Linked DNA regions of Homo sapiens: region 1 is linked to region 2. A link is a loop called in an ENCODE intact Hi-C map of the cell type or tissue named here. Cell type or tissue: adrenal gland. All regions are shown on one strand. Links, peaks and the distances in the headings refer to the core of each region. The heading gives the core; the rest is flanking DNA.

Region 1 (2,500 bases), core at 1-2,500, 260 kb before region 2:
GCTATAGCCTTCTTTAGTTTATTTGAACATTCTGCCTATATTTACTGAATGCGCTTACTCTGCCGGTTGCTTTTCTAAGTCTTGGAATATAGGAGCAGTGAACAAGATGTGCCAAAATCCTGTGCTTGTGGAGCTTCCATTATAGTGGGGGGAGACACAGTAAGCAAAGTAAAACATAGTATGTTAGGTGGTGATAAGTGCTGTGGAGAAAAATAAAGAGGGTAAGTTGTTAGTAGGGCAAGGGGGAGGACATGCAGTTTTTAAAAGGGTGGTCAGAAAGATCTCTCTGAAAAGGTGACTTATGGGGTTGGGTAAAGACCTGAAGAAGGTGAGGGTATAAGCCACGTGGATACCTGGAGAAGATCATTCTAGGCAGAGGGAACATGGCTGTGCCTGGGAGGTTTCAGGATAGCTCCTGAGCCAGGATCACGCCACTGCACTCCAGCCTGAGTGACAAAGCAAGAGCCTAGCTCAAAAAGGAAAAAAAACAGAATGGGCCGGGTGTGGTGGCTCACGCCTGTAATCCCAGCACTTTGGGAGGCCAAGGTTGGTGGATCACCTGAGGTCAGGAGTTCGAGACCAGCCTGGCCAACATGGCAAAACCCAGTCTCTATGAAAAATACAAAAATTAGCTGGGCGTGGTGGCGTGCACCTGTAGTCCCAACTACTCAGGAGGCTGAGACAGGAGAATGGCTTGAACCTGAGAGGCAGAGGTTGCAGTGAGCCGAGATTGCACCACTGCACTCCAGCCAGGGCAACAGAGCGAGATTCCGTCTCAAAAAAAAAAAAAAAAAAAAAAAAAAGAACGTAGGATTTTACACTGTGACTGTTAAATTATTAAACCTGAATAAACATTGGAGGAAAAGTTACAATTTATAACAATTAATGGGATGAGATAATGAGATTATAGGTAACTTCAATTCTATAAACTTTTACAATATTATAAAGGGAAATACGGAATTAATTTAAAATTAAGATGGTTGGTATTCCTGTTTTCAGATGATACTGTTCAAAAACTTTGCTGTAGTTTTGAATCACTGCATGCTTGGACAAACAAATACAATCCCTTCAAAAATACTCTCACATTAGTCCTGTCGAAACATGAATTTACTTTCAAGCCATTTTTGGAGATCCTTGGTAGAAAGAGTTTTTACATTTTTGCATTCAAGAAGAAATTTTTGCATTTCAAGGAGAAAATATGGTGAGCTCACAGAATGATATAAAGGAGTATCTAACATTCTCCATCCAGTTCAAACCATGATTCTTGTTAGCCTTTTGATCTTGATAGTAGAGCCCCTGTTTGCCTCTCTGACTCCTCTGAGTCTCTGTTTTGAGTGTGTTGTATTTCTAAATGTAGGCCAACATCTTACTGACCAAACTTTCTCTTTAAATGGGCTGTTGTTTTTAAGCAATAGTTGATTGGGAGGGTGGGGTGTGAGTTGTGGAATACTTAAAAGCCAGGGCTCTGGACTTGAGAAAGGCCTGAGTTTGAAAACTTGACTTGCTTTTCACTATTTGATCAAAGGCAAGTTATTCTCTCTCCAGTGTTTTCCTCTGAAAAATGGGAATAGTAATATCTTCATAGGGTTGCTGTCAGAATTAAGTGAAGTAATGCATGTGAAATGTTTGACATGATACTGACACTTCACAAGGGTTAAATAGATATTAGCTGCTGTTGGTTTATAACATTAATATCCATGGTGGCTGAGACTGTGGCAATGTTATTCATTGTGTATTTCTAGTGTAGAGCAAGTGATCAGTAATAAATGTTGAATGAATGAATACGTTACAGAAAACAGGCCATGGTTCATTCCCATTTACTGTACTGTGTCAGAAGAAATAGAAGCCAAGTTTACTTTAATGCTTCTTTTTATTGACCTGTTCATCTAGTGCTTGCCTGGTGGGAGTAGCATTGAGGTTTTCAATATCTAATCTTTATAATATGCCCTGTCAATTATAGGTAAATTTAGATTTCTTTGAGACAAGAATCAGCGGACTGATCACTGTATTTGGGCAAGAGGTTTCCTTCTTTGTCTGTAAAAGGAAAAGGCTGGGTTTGAATTATGCTTTCTGACTTTAAATTTTTATTTTTCTTAGTTAGAATTTAACATAAAAGGAGGATTTTTATTGGCTTATAACTCTTAGCTCCTTATTTTAATTTACAGGTTATTTTGGATTACTCTATATATTTGTCACTGTAGGTTTATTCCTTTCAGATAAAAAAACCAGAGATCCCCCCCACCTTTTTTTAAAGCAGCTTTATTGAGATATAATTTACATAGCATACAAGTTGCCCATTTAAAGGGTACAATTTAGGGTTTTTTAGTGTATTCACAGATATATGCAACTACCACCACAGTTAATTTTAGAGCATTTTTTTAATCACCTCAAATGGATACCTATGTACCTTTTAACTGTTACCTCCCTAGCCCCCAAGCCCCCACCTGAAGCAACCATTAACCTACCTTCTGTCTCTGCGGTTCCCTCTTCTGACTTTGCT
Region 2 (13,993 bases), core at 2,654-5,153:
CGATTCATTATGAGATTTAGAGGGGATACACATCCAAACCTGCTGTCTAGAATTGTGCTTGCCTTACAGTAAATGCACCACCTGTTTGTTGAATGAATGAGAGAAAGAGGAAGGAATTGGGTGGGGACAGTATAAATGAAAGCAGAGACCAGAGGAAACACAGGCCAGATGTGAAACTTGCTAGAAAGCTCTCATCTTTGCTTCCTGCATACACAGAGAACTTGCTACCCAGACCCTGCCCTGCCCTTTCTTACCTGCCATTCCGAGGTGGGCCCAGTCCAGAGGGTCTAGCACCACCGCTTCCCCAAGACCACTCTGAACTGCACACCTTGATACTAACTTCAATGCCAACCCCCACTCTCTCTCTCTTACCCTGGCTTGAGGCTCTGAGTTTGGCTTAGTTGCTTTGCACCTGTTTCTGTAGCCCACCATCCCCCCACCTCTGCTCCCCATGCTGGTGTACCTCATTTCTCAGCTTAGGGCTCCACAAGGTGGATGGATCCATGATCTCTACATGAAGTGGTGTTGTCCAGCCATTTCAAATAAAACCAGGGCTTGGGAGGTATGCCCTGGCCCAAGGCTGGGGGCAAGCATGGTGGTGGCTTTGTCTGCCTGCCTCCAGGGTAGGATGGCTTCAAGCTCGGAAGCAGAACAGAGATGGAGTTTCCCAACTTAGCCCACATCACCTGAGCCCGAGTGGCCTGCTGAAGTTTCCACCACTTCAGGGACTTCCAAGTAGCCTGATCTAGGCCTGGGGAGGGGCTCCCTTCAGAGCAAGTCCTCTGCCAGGCCCTGGGAGGAAATAGGAGACCCGAGCCAGGTCTGTCCTGATGCACTTGCCCCTCCTCAGACCGGCCTGATGGGCGTCTGTGGGACTCAGGAGCGTCAGGGAATGAGATGTCACTTCCAACATTGCCTCTGGACACTCCTCCACAAGGAGCAGGCCTAGGAGGCCCTGGCAGACCTTTCACACAGACACAGGCAGACAGAAACGCAGCCAACTCACAGTGACAGCATTGGTTCCGGGAATTTTGAAAGTCAAAACCCCAATATTTTTTCACAAGAAAAAGGAACAGATTTTGGCATCTTTGCTTCAGAAACAGGAACTGACCAAGACAGTGACCTCTGATCATCACTTCCTCATTGCACTGCTCAGAAGCGGGTGGGCTCCCTCAGCCCTTTGACTTTCCCCTCAGGGTTCTGGGGGCAGAAGCCCCAGGGCTTTAAGGAACAGCAGAGGAAAGAAGAGAAGGGGAAGGAAAGGCATGGCAGAGGAGAGGGAAGGGAAGGAGAGAGATTTTCTAGGTGGTCAGTCCTTGAGGATTGAGGAGGCCAGGAGCCTGGTGGGGGTGGGGGGAGTTAGGGCCAGGAGGTACTTGGCACCTGGTAGGTCTCAGTGTGGCCTTATTTTTATCTTGTCATGGAAAGAGCATCAGTGTGTGGACCCTTTGAAGCTCACGGTTCATTGCTCCTGTGTCTTGTAGCATTGAAGTACAGCTGTCCACATTCACAGCAGACTTAGCTGTAGCACCTCTGAAAGTTGTTTTTGTTTTTTGTTTTTTGAGATGGAGTCTCATTCTGTCACCCAGGCTGGAGTGAAGTGGCGCGATCTCAGCTCCCTGTAACCTCTGCCTCCCAGGTTCATGCGATTCTCCTGCCTCAGCCTCCTGAGTGGCTGGGATTACAGGTGCCCACCACTATGCCTGGCTAATTTTTTTTTATTTTCAGTAAAGATAGGGTTTCACTATGTTGGCCAGGCTGGTCTCAAACTCCTGACCTCAGGTGGTCCGCTGGCTTTGGACTCCCAAAGTGCTGGGATTACAGGCGTGAGCCACTGCGCCTGGCTGCTCTGCATGTTTTGAGCATCTACTCCATGTCAGATGGGTTGCTGGATGCTGGGTGAATAAGAAACAGATTTTTCCCTTGCAGTGCTTAGCGTCTAATAGAAGGATCTGGTATTTGAATAATAAACATTAAAATAATGAAGCTGAGGATGACAATTGCCAAGAGAGGAGGGAGAGGCTACACTGGGTTGGGGTGGAGCATGAAAGGCATGAGGAAGGAGGTGGCATTTGAAGTGGGCCTTGAAAGGCGGTGGTCATTTGTCAGGTGGAGATGGGAAAGGAGGACCTTCCAGGGAAAAGGAGCCGCCTCAGCAAAGGTGCAGGGGAGAGAAAGTGTGAGTATATCTGGGGAGCTGAGAGTGTGGGGTGCAGGTGGGTACAGAGGAATAATGGGAGAAGTGGCTGGAGCAGGAGGTGAGGTCCACTTTGCAGAGAGCCCTGAGTGCCAGACTGAGGTATGTGGATTTCCTCAGAGGTTCATGGGGAAGCCTTGACCGGCAGTGGCATCATATATCCGTCACCAAGTGCTGCTGGAAGCGCGGAGAAAGGACCGAGGCAATGGGGAGGACTGAGCAGCCAGAACCAGCCATGATGACAACTCAGCCTTTTAGCATGTTTGGCATTGCCAGCCCTCATAGTGCGCAGCGACCTGAAATTGGTCCCATTTACTAGATCTTTGTTCGTTCAAGGTTTTTCCTACAAAACTAAGTTTCAGTTCCCCTGTGAAGTGAGCAAAGAGAATATTGATGGTGCTATCTATGTTCTTGTGTGAAATGACCAGAGCAGGAGTCACTGTGGGCAATCAGAGGCCTTCTTTCTCCTGGACAGGCTATGGAAGGGTGCCAGGGTGGGGAGGGGTTAGGAAGCAGTCAGGGTGGGGAAGGGTTAGGGAGGAGGAGCCAGGGTGGGAAAGGGTTAGGGAGGAGGTGCCAGGGCCAGATGTGCACTGGGCAGAGACCTCTGGATCAAAAGGTCCTTAAGAAGATCAATTGGACCCTCCTCTGGCTCCATGGCTCTGTCCTTAACAGAGCACTTCTCATACGGGGTGCGATGGAACTTCCTCAGCAGTAGGCAGAGAGGGTTGTATTGGTTGTTATTTATTTATTTGAGACAGGGTCTCACTCTGTTGCCCAGGCTGGGGTGCAGTGGCACGCTCATGGCTCACTGCAGCCTCTACCTCCCACGCTCAAGTGATCCCCCCACCTCAGCCTCCCTAGTAGCTGGGACTACAGGCGTGTGCCACCACACCCAGCTAATTTTTAAATTTTTTATAGAGATGGGATTTTGCCATTTGCCCAGGCCGGCCTTGAACTCCTAAGCTCAAGTGATCCTCCTTCCTTGGCCTCCCAAAGTGCTGGGATTACAGGTGTGAGCCACTGTGCCCAGCTCTGTTATTATTATTTTCTTAATAAGCTTTATTTCTCTTCGTAGATTGTAAACTCCTACAGGGCAGAGGTGGTGTTTCCCATAGGTCCTAGTACTCACTAGGCACTAAATAAAAGTGAGCTGAAGGAAAGGATCAGGGTTAGATGCCCCATTATGAGGAGGAGAAGCCTTAGGGGTGATAGCAAACAATACGTTTTATTGTTTTATCATACATCCCCCTGCTGACCCCTCTGTGACTTCTATGAGTGTGACCATGAATCCAACAGACCCTTTGTGGGGGTCTTTGCTGATGGGTCAGCCTCTCTGAACTTCTCTCCTTCCCCCATTTCTTCCATGGGGCATGTTAGCATTTCATCAACTCATTCTATACATATTTATTATCTTCAATTTGTTAGAGATGGTGCTGGGTATGGGAATACAATGGTAAAATTTTCCTTGCTAGTTATGATTTTGGGCGCCACCTGCTGGGCATATGTAGGCACATACACACAAAGTTTTGTGTAAATGTACACATTAAGATGCCAACTAAAACATACAAAGGGAGACACAGCTGTGTACACAGAGTAAAACATATACTTGTTCACAAACAGGCACACATATGTGAAAACATAGAAACACAAATGTAGAAATGTAGGCTCCAGCATAGTACCTCCACCTTAGTAGGAGTCCAGTAAATACTTGCTAGTCTGTAAAAGAAGATGCAGTTCTTTGGATCTACTTCTTCCAGGCTTATTTTTCACCACCCTTTCTAGCCAATTAGACAAGAATGCTGTGTTGTCACTTGCCCCCTTCCTACATTCCTCCCCCCCATTCTATTAATTCTTTTTATTTTTATTTAGTTATTTATTTTGAGACAGGGTCTCACTCTGTCGCCCAGACTGGAGTGCAGTGGTGCGATCAAGGCTCACTGCAATCTCTGCCTCCCAGGCTCAAGTAATCCTCCCATCTCAGCCTCTTGAGTAGCTGGGACCACAGGTGCATGCCAGCATGCCTGGCTAATTTTTTTTTCGTAGACATGGAGTTTCACCATGTTGCCCAGGCTGGTCTCAAACTCCTGGACTCAAGCCATCTGCCTGTCTCGGGCTCCTAAAATGCTGGGATTACAGGCATGAGCCACTGCACCTGGCCTATTAATTCTTTAAGACCTAGCTCAGGCTGGGCGCGGTAGCTCACACCTGTAATCCCAGCACTTTGGGAGGCCGAGGCGGGTGGATCATCTGAGGTCAGGAGCTCAAGATCGGCCTGACCAACATGGTGAAACCCTGTCTCCACTAAAAATACAAAAATTAGCTGGGCCTGGTGGCGGGGACCTGTAATCCCAGCTACTCTGGAGGCTGAAGCAGGAGAAAATCACTTGAACCTGGGAGGCGGAGGTTGCAGTGAGCTGAGATTACGCCATTGCACTCCAGTCTGGACAACAGAGCAAGACTCCTTCTCAAAAACAAAATAAAACAAAACAAAAGAAGACCTAGCTCAGATGCCACCTTCTGCAGGTGCAAGCCTGTAGCAACTCAGATGAACCTTCTACCAGCTAAGGGAATGACTTTCTCTTCTGAACTTTCATAACTTTATGATATTTGTCATTTTACTAACTTGCATTTTGGCTCTTTGGGGATGCGTGTTTTCTCCTTTTCTGGTCTGTAATCTCCTTGAGGGTAGAATTTGTGGTTGACCGATGTTAGTGTTCCCCCATAGTGCCTGGCATGCTGCCTTGTACAAAGGGAGGGGCTCAATAAATATTTGCTAAATAAATGACACAGTTATGGACACAGAGGAACATGAATTTACAGAAATGCACATCTACTTATATACATTTCTCTATCTTTGCAAAAGTTATACACATTTACAAGAAAGCACAGAAAAACATCTCTAGGCCTATAGCTGTGAGTAGACACATCCCTTCAGCTAAGCCCTTTTTAATTTCTGCTGTCTTCATTTCAATTCAGATCTTCATCCTATTTACTTCATCAATTGCCTCTTAATGTGCTTGGTTTGCTAGTTCTTCTCTTTCCACTTTTTCTATTGTCCCCTGGGCTGTACCCTCCTAAAACACCTCTTTGAGGATGTTATTCATCAGCTCAGAATTCTAGCAGTTTTTGCTTCCCTGCATGATAGTGTCTAGAAAAAGCTAAATCTTTTCTTGTCTGCTCTCCCTTTAGGAAAGGGAGTCATAGTTACAACCAGTGAAAATGGTGGATGTGGTCTCTAGAAACATGTGCCAATGCCTGTTAAAAGAAACTTGTATATCTTCCAATCTGATGAGGTGGCTGGTGCCACCTGTTCTCCTTCCTTACTGCCATGAATTTGTTTACAGAGGAGCTGCAGCAGCCATTTTGCAACCATCAGGGAATAACCAAGATGCTGCTCTTGACCTTGAGCAACTGAACAAATGATACTACTTCTAGATTCCTTGTTTATGTAAGAAAAATAAACCTTTGTTTAAGCCACTGCAAGTTGTTTTCTATGACTTGCATCTGGATGTAATCCCAACTCGTGATACTTAAATATCCCACTTCTCCTGATACCCGCAGGACAAAGCCTAATTTCCTCAATCTGATATTGTAGAGTATTTGTGATCTGGCTCCGCTCTACTCATCCAATCATGTTTCCTAGTATTCTTCTTATAGCCACACCCTAGTCCAAGCCTCCATTTTCACCTGTTGTCTAGACAAGTTGATTAACTTCCCAGCTCATCTCTTTGCTTCCACCACAGAACTCCTCCAATCCATCCTTCTCACAGCAGCCAAGAGAGATCCTTTTAAAACATGGTATCTCTTCTGTGCTTAAATCCCTTCAATGGCTTTTTTTTTTTTTCGAGATGGAGTTTCGCTTTTGTTGCCCAGGCTGGAGTGCAATGGCGCGATCTCAGCTAACTGCAACCTCTGCCTCCTGAGTTGAAGTGATTCTCCTGCCTTAGCCTCCCAAGTAGCTGGGATTACAGGCATGCACCACCACACCTGGCTAATTTTGTATTTTTAGTAGAGATAGGGTTTCACTATGTTTGGTCAGGCTGGTCTTGAACTCCTGACCTTGGGTGATCCACCTGCCTCAGGCTCCCAGAGTGCTGGGATTACAGGCATAAGCCACCTGCACCTGGCCTCAATGGCTTTTTATTACACTTTAACTCAAATCTGAACTCCTCAATAAAACTCAGACTCCTACGAGGCTCTGGCAGCCTCAAGATCCGTGGTCTTCAACCCTTGCTGCATATTAGAATCACCTAGGACTATTTCAAAGATTATCAGAGGTTGAGTTTCACACCTAAACATTCTGATTTAATTGCTCTCGGATGGACCTGGGGCACTGATATTTTTGATATATTCCTTGGTAGATTCTAAAGTACAGCCAGGATTGAGGTCCCTGATTTAGACCTTGCCTATTAACTCCATGCTTACCTAGCACCCACATGGTCACTATGCTTTAATCATATTGATTTCTTAATTCCTCAAAATGTGCCAAACTCTTTGCTGCTTCTGAACCTTTGTAGATGTGATTCCTTCTGCCTGGGAGGCTCTTGCCTTTGCTTGCCATAGGTCTGCTTGTTCTTATCTCTAAGACTCAGTTTAAGTGTCTCCTGTCCAGAGAAGCCTCCTCTAACTACTTAATCTAAAATTGTCCCCCATGTCATTCTCTGTTGCAATTTCCTAATTTCTTTCTTGATACTTGCTGCCACTTAAAAATGATATGTTTGTCTTTTAAAATCTTTATCTCATACTAGATTGTTGTCTGCAGAAGAGCAGTTTATAATCTATGTTTTGTAGGGTACCCCTCTTACAATCAGAGCCTCACACATAGTAGGTATGTCAAGAATTGTGAAGGAGTCTGAAATTTACTGTATTTGTAAGTTAACAAGTTAGCTTGCTACCATTTCACGGATGCTGGCAGAAGACAAAAGACTTCTAGGTCAGAGACAAAGGGCTTTATTATTCACAGCATCAGCAGCGGCCGGAGTACAAACATTTGCCCTGGTTCCTGTGCAACTTCCTGAGACTCAAAGAACCAGGGCAAATGTTTGTACTTTGGCCACTGCTGTTTCTGTGAGTAATGAAGAAGTCTGAGTAGCATGTGCCCATGTAGAGGGCTGCATTACAGAAGAGGAACCCTGAGCTTAGGGAACCACGAGCATTCAAAATGGGCACTTTGCCTACTTGAACTTTGTCCTGGGGGAAGACAATATCTTTCTAGCAGTGGACAATACACAAACCTACCCTTTCCTCCACAGGGAGACATAATCTCTATCTTTCACAGCTGTTTACTGTACAAACATTCTTGAAAAGATAGGAACAGAGGTGGTTAGTGCCTTGGCTTGTAAGATATGCAGAAATGGGAGAGACGCGTGGAGAACCCTTTGATCACTCAGGCTTTCTGCCTGGAGGCACTTTTCAGAGCAAGCACAGGAGAGGGGAACCTAACAGAGTTGGGAGTCCTCATTTAGTTGATGTGTTGAGATTGGAAGTCCGCTAGGCTGAGGCAGCTGGAATTTGTGGACAGAGTACTGGAGAGAAGGGAGGTATGCAGAGAAGGAGCTCCAGCAATCTGCATGGGGTTTCCTTGAATTTTGGCAAAACAGTAAGCTGTGCGTGTGTGGGATAAGACTCCGCTAAGCCAGGTGAACAGCTTTTAGCAACACAGCTACCGGGAAGCCATAAGGTGAACAATTTCCAGAGCTCACATCTCATCAGATTGGAAGATGTGCAAGTTTCAACTAGCCAGAGTGGAGTGTGGAGAGACATTCTTGCATGTTTGGAGCATTTAGTAGAGATCTTAGTAGTAAGATATCTTAGTTTTGGCTGCTATAACAAAGTGTCACAAGCTGGGATATAAACAATAGAAATTGTGGCTTATAAGCAATAGAAATTTATTTCTCATAGTTCTGGAGGGTGGAAGTCTGAGATCAGGGTGTCAGCATGGTTGGGTTCCACTGAGGGCCCATCCTGGCTGCAGACAGCTAACTTCTTGTATCCTCATATTGCAGAAAGACAGCAAAATAGCTCTCTGGGGTCCCTTTTATAAGGGCACTAATCCCATTCATCAGGGCTCCACCTTCATAGCCTAATTATGTCCCCAAAGCCCCACTTCCTAACACCATCACTTTGGGAGTTAAGATGTCAACACGTAAATTTTGGGAGGACACAACCATTCAGTCCATTACATAGAGTAAAACTGGCCTGGGTGAAGGTAGAGTAAAACTAACTGGGCGAAGGTACTCTAGATCAGGGTTTCTCAACCTTGGTACTATTTATATTTGTGTGTGTGTGTGTGCTTGAATAATTATTTGTTGTAGAGGGCTTTCCTGTGCGTTGTAGAATGTTTAACAGCATCACTGACTTCTATCCATTAGATACCAGTAGCATGCTCCTAATTGTGACAACCAAAAATATCTCCAGAAATTGACAATATCCCCAGGGTTGGGGTGGGGACAAAATCACACCCAATTTAGAACACTGCTCTAGAACCACCCCAATAAAGCACAGAAACAAGCCTCACAACCATTTAGCTTCTCTGTAAGTAGCTCAATGACCTGACACCCCACTTCTGTGGTGCTTGAGTTTCTTCCTCCTTTGCTCTGCCACAGGGGAGCTCATGCTTGCACCCATCTCTCTCTGGAGGCTCCCATCTTTCCTTAGATTTCAGGCTGTTCAGTTGCATTGCAACCTCAGCTCCTGATAGACTCAAGAAAAGTCAAGAATTTTGTAGATTATCCATTTTTCTCTTGTCATTAAGGTTGGAACAATGCTCTTCCCAGTTTTCTACATCCTAGGCGGAAGAGCTAATCTCCATTAGATACTTCTGCTCTCCTTCAAGTCTCTACCTGCCAGACCCTGGGCCTTTCCCCTTTTCTCCTGCACTCCTCCCAGTGTCTCCTCCTTCCCTGGCCTTCCTCCTTGTAATCTTAGCCTCCTCGCTCTACAGTTCTGAGCAGTCATACTCTGGCCCTAAATGTGCCCTCCATCCAGTTAAACAACAGCTTGTCTCCTTAGAGCATAGCTGGACCCTATCCTGTGTCACTTGAGCATCTGTTGTTATCCTCAGCAGTGTGCCTCAACCACCTGCCCATACCTCCGCCCAACCAGCTTCTCGGAGTGTTCTTTCCATTGCTCATTCTGCTCCTTGGAAGGAGTGCTGAGAAATGCAGTTATCTCCTTTCTGTTACGCACACATATGAGAATGTCTGTGCCTGAGGCCTGCCTCCATGGCAGGACCTGAAGGTTCCTCGCCCACAGCACTTCAGCTGGGATTGTTTGATGAGCTTCTTCCCTTCTATTTTGGTCCTTAAAGTGCTTTCTCTGTCAATGGTATTAGCTTCGTCACCTTAAAACAGACACATGACATTCACTTTTATGTTTTTAGTTGTTTTTTATTACAGAAAGGGCGGTGAGTATGTGTGTGTTTCAACACAGCAGTTATTTATTAATTGACCAATTTTTCTTTTGCTGTGATTTATTTTATTTATTGGTATTAATAACTTAAGATCTTTCCACATATCTGGCCTATTTACAGTAAGTGTTCCCTAGGGAAGCTGACTGTTATCACCCATGGTAAGAATTGCGGGATACAAGGATGAAATATTGTGGGTCTTCTGGGAGGAACAGTGACCAAAAATTTGAGATCAGTGGTGAGGACACAATTGACTGAGAAAGGTGGAGAATGACGTTGTGGACAGTCTCTCTTGGCATTAACTGCTCTGGTGGGGGAGCACTTAACCCTGAGGTAGGGAAGGATCAAGATGCTGGGTACCAGTTGAAGGTGCTCCAGAAGATGCTTTTAAGGTGGAATGAGTGGGTAGTATTCTATGTCCTTCAACTTTGCCCCGGGGGGAAGATTTTAAAAGTCATTGAAGAGAAAGGGCTCTAGTGAAATTAAAAGAATCGGGCCACCCTTTGGAAAATTAATAGAGCCATAAATGCTAAGGGGTGCCTTTTCTCGACCGCGGCGGGCGTTGGTGGCAGGGCTGACTTGGGCCGCGCTGGGTGACAGTAGAGTGGTGGCGCGGGAGCGCGAGGAAATCCAGTGACTCCTGAGCTGCCCAGGATGTGGGCCGCCCGCTAGGGGGCAGCATTCTGCTGAAGAACACCCAGAGATGCTCCACCCTGGAGCATCTGGCCATGACAACTCATACATGGCCCATGACATACCCCCTGGCCATGACTACCTCAGAATTCCCAGATAGAATGGGTTAGGGGCCAGCAACAGTTAACTACTTTCAATGTTTTGGTAATTTCCTTCTAGTTTTTTTTTTACCTTTTTTTTTTTTTTTTTTAAATAAATAGATATGAATTTATTATGTATAAGATTTTGCGTTCTACTTTTGATACATATTTTCCCCCATGTCACAAAAAATTATTTGTGACTTTTTTTTTTTTTTTGAGACAGAATCTCACTCTGCTGCCGAGGCTGGAGTGCAGTGGCATGATCTCGGCTCACTGCAACCTCTGCATCCTGGGTTCAAGCAACTCTTCTGCCTCGGCCTCCTGAGTAGCTGGGACTACAGGTGTGGGCCACCATGCCCGGCTAATTTTTTTATTTTTAGTAGAGACAGGGTTTCACTGTGTTGGCCAGGCTGGTCTTGAACTCCTGACCTCAGGTGATCCACCTGCCTCGGCTTCCCAAAGCGCTTGGATTACAAGGCATGAGCCACCGCACCCGGCCTGTGACATCATTATTAATGACTGCCTACTTTTACATCATACCAATATAACATAATTCTCTGTTGAATGTTTGTGGATTCAATTTGTTTGCTATTGTAAATTATGCTAAAATGAAAATCTTTGTGCATAAATCTTTAAGATTATTTTGTAGTATAGATGTCTTCAGAACTACTAAATCCGTATGTATAAATATTTTTCAAGGTTTTTAAATATATTGTCAGATTGATTTTTAGTAGTTCTAACAATTTTCAGTGCTAGCAGCAATACATAAGGAGTGCTCATCTCTCCTAATATCTCTGGTTGTGACTAGTATCATAGGCAAAAATATATTTTCTAATTTGATAGTGTTAAATTAAGTTTGGCCTAGAGCCTGTCTTTTTTTTTTCTTCTTTTTTTTTTTGAGACGGAGTCTCACTCCATCACCCAGGCTGTAGTATGCAGTGGCGTGATCTCAGCTCACTGCAAACTCCGTCTCCCGAGTTCAAACGATTCTCGCGCTTCAGCCTCCCAAGTAGCCAAGACTACAGGTGCACACCACCATGCCCAGCTAATTTTTGTTTTATGGAATTACAGGTGCGTGCCACCATGCTTGGCTAATTTTTGTATTGTTAGTAGAGACAGGGTTTTGCTATGTTGGCCAGGCTGGTCTCTAACTCCTGACCTCAAGCGATCCGCCCACATTGGCCTTCCAAAGTGCTGGGATTACAGGCATGAGCCACTGTGCCTGGCCCTGGACCCTGTCTTTGTACATTGAGTTTCTATGTAATGATCTGTGACCTAACTTAGTAGGTACTAAAATCTAACTACTATACTTTTTCTAACAGATAGCTGGGTTTCAGCGAGTCACAAGCAGCTGAACTTCAGCCTATCATAGGTTGACAGCTGACCAGACCACGTCCAAATAAAGCAAATGCCTAGCTGTAATTAATCAAGCTATTTTTTTAAGTTACTTCCCTGTTCTAAAGTACTCACTGCCCACATTACAAAGGGAGCTCTCTGAACCTCTTCTGGTTCTGAGTGCTGCCTGATTAATGAATTGTTCTTTGCTAAAATAAGTTCTGTTAAATTTAATTTGTCAAAAGTTTTTCTTTTGACAATAAGTTAAAAAAATGTGTTAGGGGTCTGACTGGGGAGTAACAAGGCAGCTGCCATGCATCTGGGTTTGCTTAGTGAATGCAGTGTTTGTACTCAGCTGGCATGCTTCTATGAGATGGCCTTGGGGCACTGCCACTGTCCCCCACCCAAGTGACATAATGCAAATAAAACATGTTCCATAAAATATAAAGACAATTTAAATATACACTCCATTTATAGAGCAGCTGTGTTCCTGTGAAGCCGTCCTTTCAATGTTCAGTCCTCTTGTTAAGATGTCATATGCATATTGCTAGGTGAGGTAGTGAGGAGGGTGCTGATGCTGCTCCTGCTTTCAGGAGAGGACACAGGATAAGGAGCTCCATGGTGAGAGATGCTCCATTGGAATGTAGACCCCTTTGAGCTGGAGTTTTATTCACTGCTGATTTCCTTGTGGCTAGAAAGATGCCTGGCACACAGTAGGAGCATAACAAATATTTGTTGAATCAGTGAAACTGTAGTGACTCACATTGTAAAGCAATTCATCCTTTTATATTGCAGATTAAATCTCCATTTTCTCTGTTTTGTAAGCTTGATTTCAATGTTGGACTTGAAAAAAGTCTGGGCCCCATTGTCGTGTGAGCCAAGCGGTGTTTGCTTTCAAGGCAAGGACAGAGGAGAGAAAGAGGAGGAAAAAGTTAACTTCTGGGGAATATACTCATCTGCCAATGACAGGATATGATATAGAAACAAGTCTTTTGTCTCCAAAATCTCCATCAGTGCCCACCATCCAGAGCGGGTCAACTGGATTGACCAAAATAAAATCTCGGATGATGAGAAATTTCTCATATGTTAATTGTGGAATCAAAGCTTCATTTGTGGCTCCTGCTCCCACACTGGGCTGCTGCTTTTCAGGATGAGCATTTGGGTTCAAAGTTAGGAAGGAGTGAGGGTGCGCCCATGATGACCTGAGAGCTGACTGGAGGGACTGATGAAGGGGTAGTCCAGCACAGGGCCTGCATGGTCTCTGTTTTCTGAACTCTTGCTGCCTGACTTCCCGAGGCAGTGGGAGAAGATGGGACTGATTTCTGTGCAGCTGGGGCTGAAGGCTGGCTGACGGTCACCGGGCGGGTAGTCAGTGGAGGCTGCTAGAACTGGAGCAGAAGGAACTTTCTCTCAGTGTATTTCTCCAATTTGGCACCAGATGGCAACACCTCCCTTCAAATGAAACCAAAGTCTCCAGATTCAATAACAAAACCGTTACTTATTCTGAGGACATTGAGCAACCCTGCAGGATTTGGGTCTGGATTTGGGGAGGGGGCTTGACCACCTTGATGATCATGGAGCTAAGCTAGTTCTAGATCCTGTCTCCATCCATTCTTTCCATGAGTGATTATTGATTGAGAGCTTCCTATGTGCCCAGTCCTGGGCTGTGTGTTGGGGCGGGGAGGAGAATGGGGTACAGTAGTGAGCAACACCCATGCCTCCCTCCATGGCAACAGCCCCGACAGCTTTTACAGCCTAGTAAAGGAGATAGACATTAAGCAAATAAGTACAAAACAATGGACTCATTTCAATTGTGGGAAGTGTAATAGATGATAAATATGATACTATGAGACCATATCAACAGGAAGAATCTGATCTCATCTGAGCTGTCAGGAAAGGCTGCTCTGTCAATGGATTATCCTATCGACCCCCACCCCACACATACTTTGTTATATCTACCAACACACTCCCATTATATTCCCATTTTACGGCTGCTGGACCAACCCCAAAACATCCCATTATATCCCCAACAGGCAATCCCATCATAGCCTCCACTGCAGGTCTTAATTAAAGACCACATGCCGTCCTTCACACCTCATTCCTGGAACTTTTAACAAATGCCTTTACGATCCTTTCCCAATCTCCTCTGCAATCCCTGTTGCAAATCCCATGGCTCGCCCCATTGGAATATCCCACTGCAAACTCTCACAGAACCCTGGTCTTATTCACCTTTGCATTCCCTGTGCCTCCCACTGTACGTGACAGGTCATATGTTCT

Evidence for each region. A loop is a pair of places that touch in the nucleus more often than their neighbours do. Peaks named below come from ENCODE experiments on the same cell type or tissue, not always from the same donor. Only the 100,000 strongest peaks of a DNase experiment are listed, where the experiment ranks them.
Region 1: it touches region 2 in a loop (4-fold over the local background); 64 of 110 quality-filtered maps call a loop at or near these places.

What each region holds. Positions count from the first base shown.
Region 1 is chr2:42,354,021-42,356,520 of GRCh38, reverse strand. The region is part of intron 1 of COX7A2L (cytochrome c oxidase subunit 7A2 like); the gene reads left to right. Among named protein-coding and RNA genes, the nearest start is that of COX7A2L, 5.9 kb to the left of the region's middle. In adrenal gland, for the core only: no CTCF peak of the experiment used is centred there; no DNase peak of the experiment used is centred there.
Region 2 is chr2:42,085,803-42,099,795 of GRCh38, reverse strand. LOC105374531 (a long non-coding RNA gene) reads left to right here and starts at 2,003. Exons shown (of 2, transcript XR_940001.1): 1 at 2,003-2,179. RefSeq lists a silencer at 55-144 and enhancers at 265-324, 515-834, 13,187-13,246. In adrenal gland, for the core only: a CTCF peak has its summit at 3,695 (motif pointing left); a DNase peak (open chromatin) is centred at 3,565; H3K27ac peaks cover 168 bases.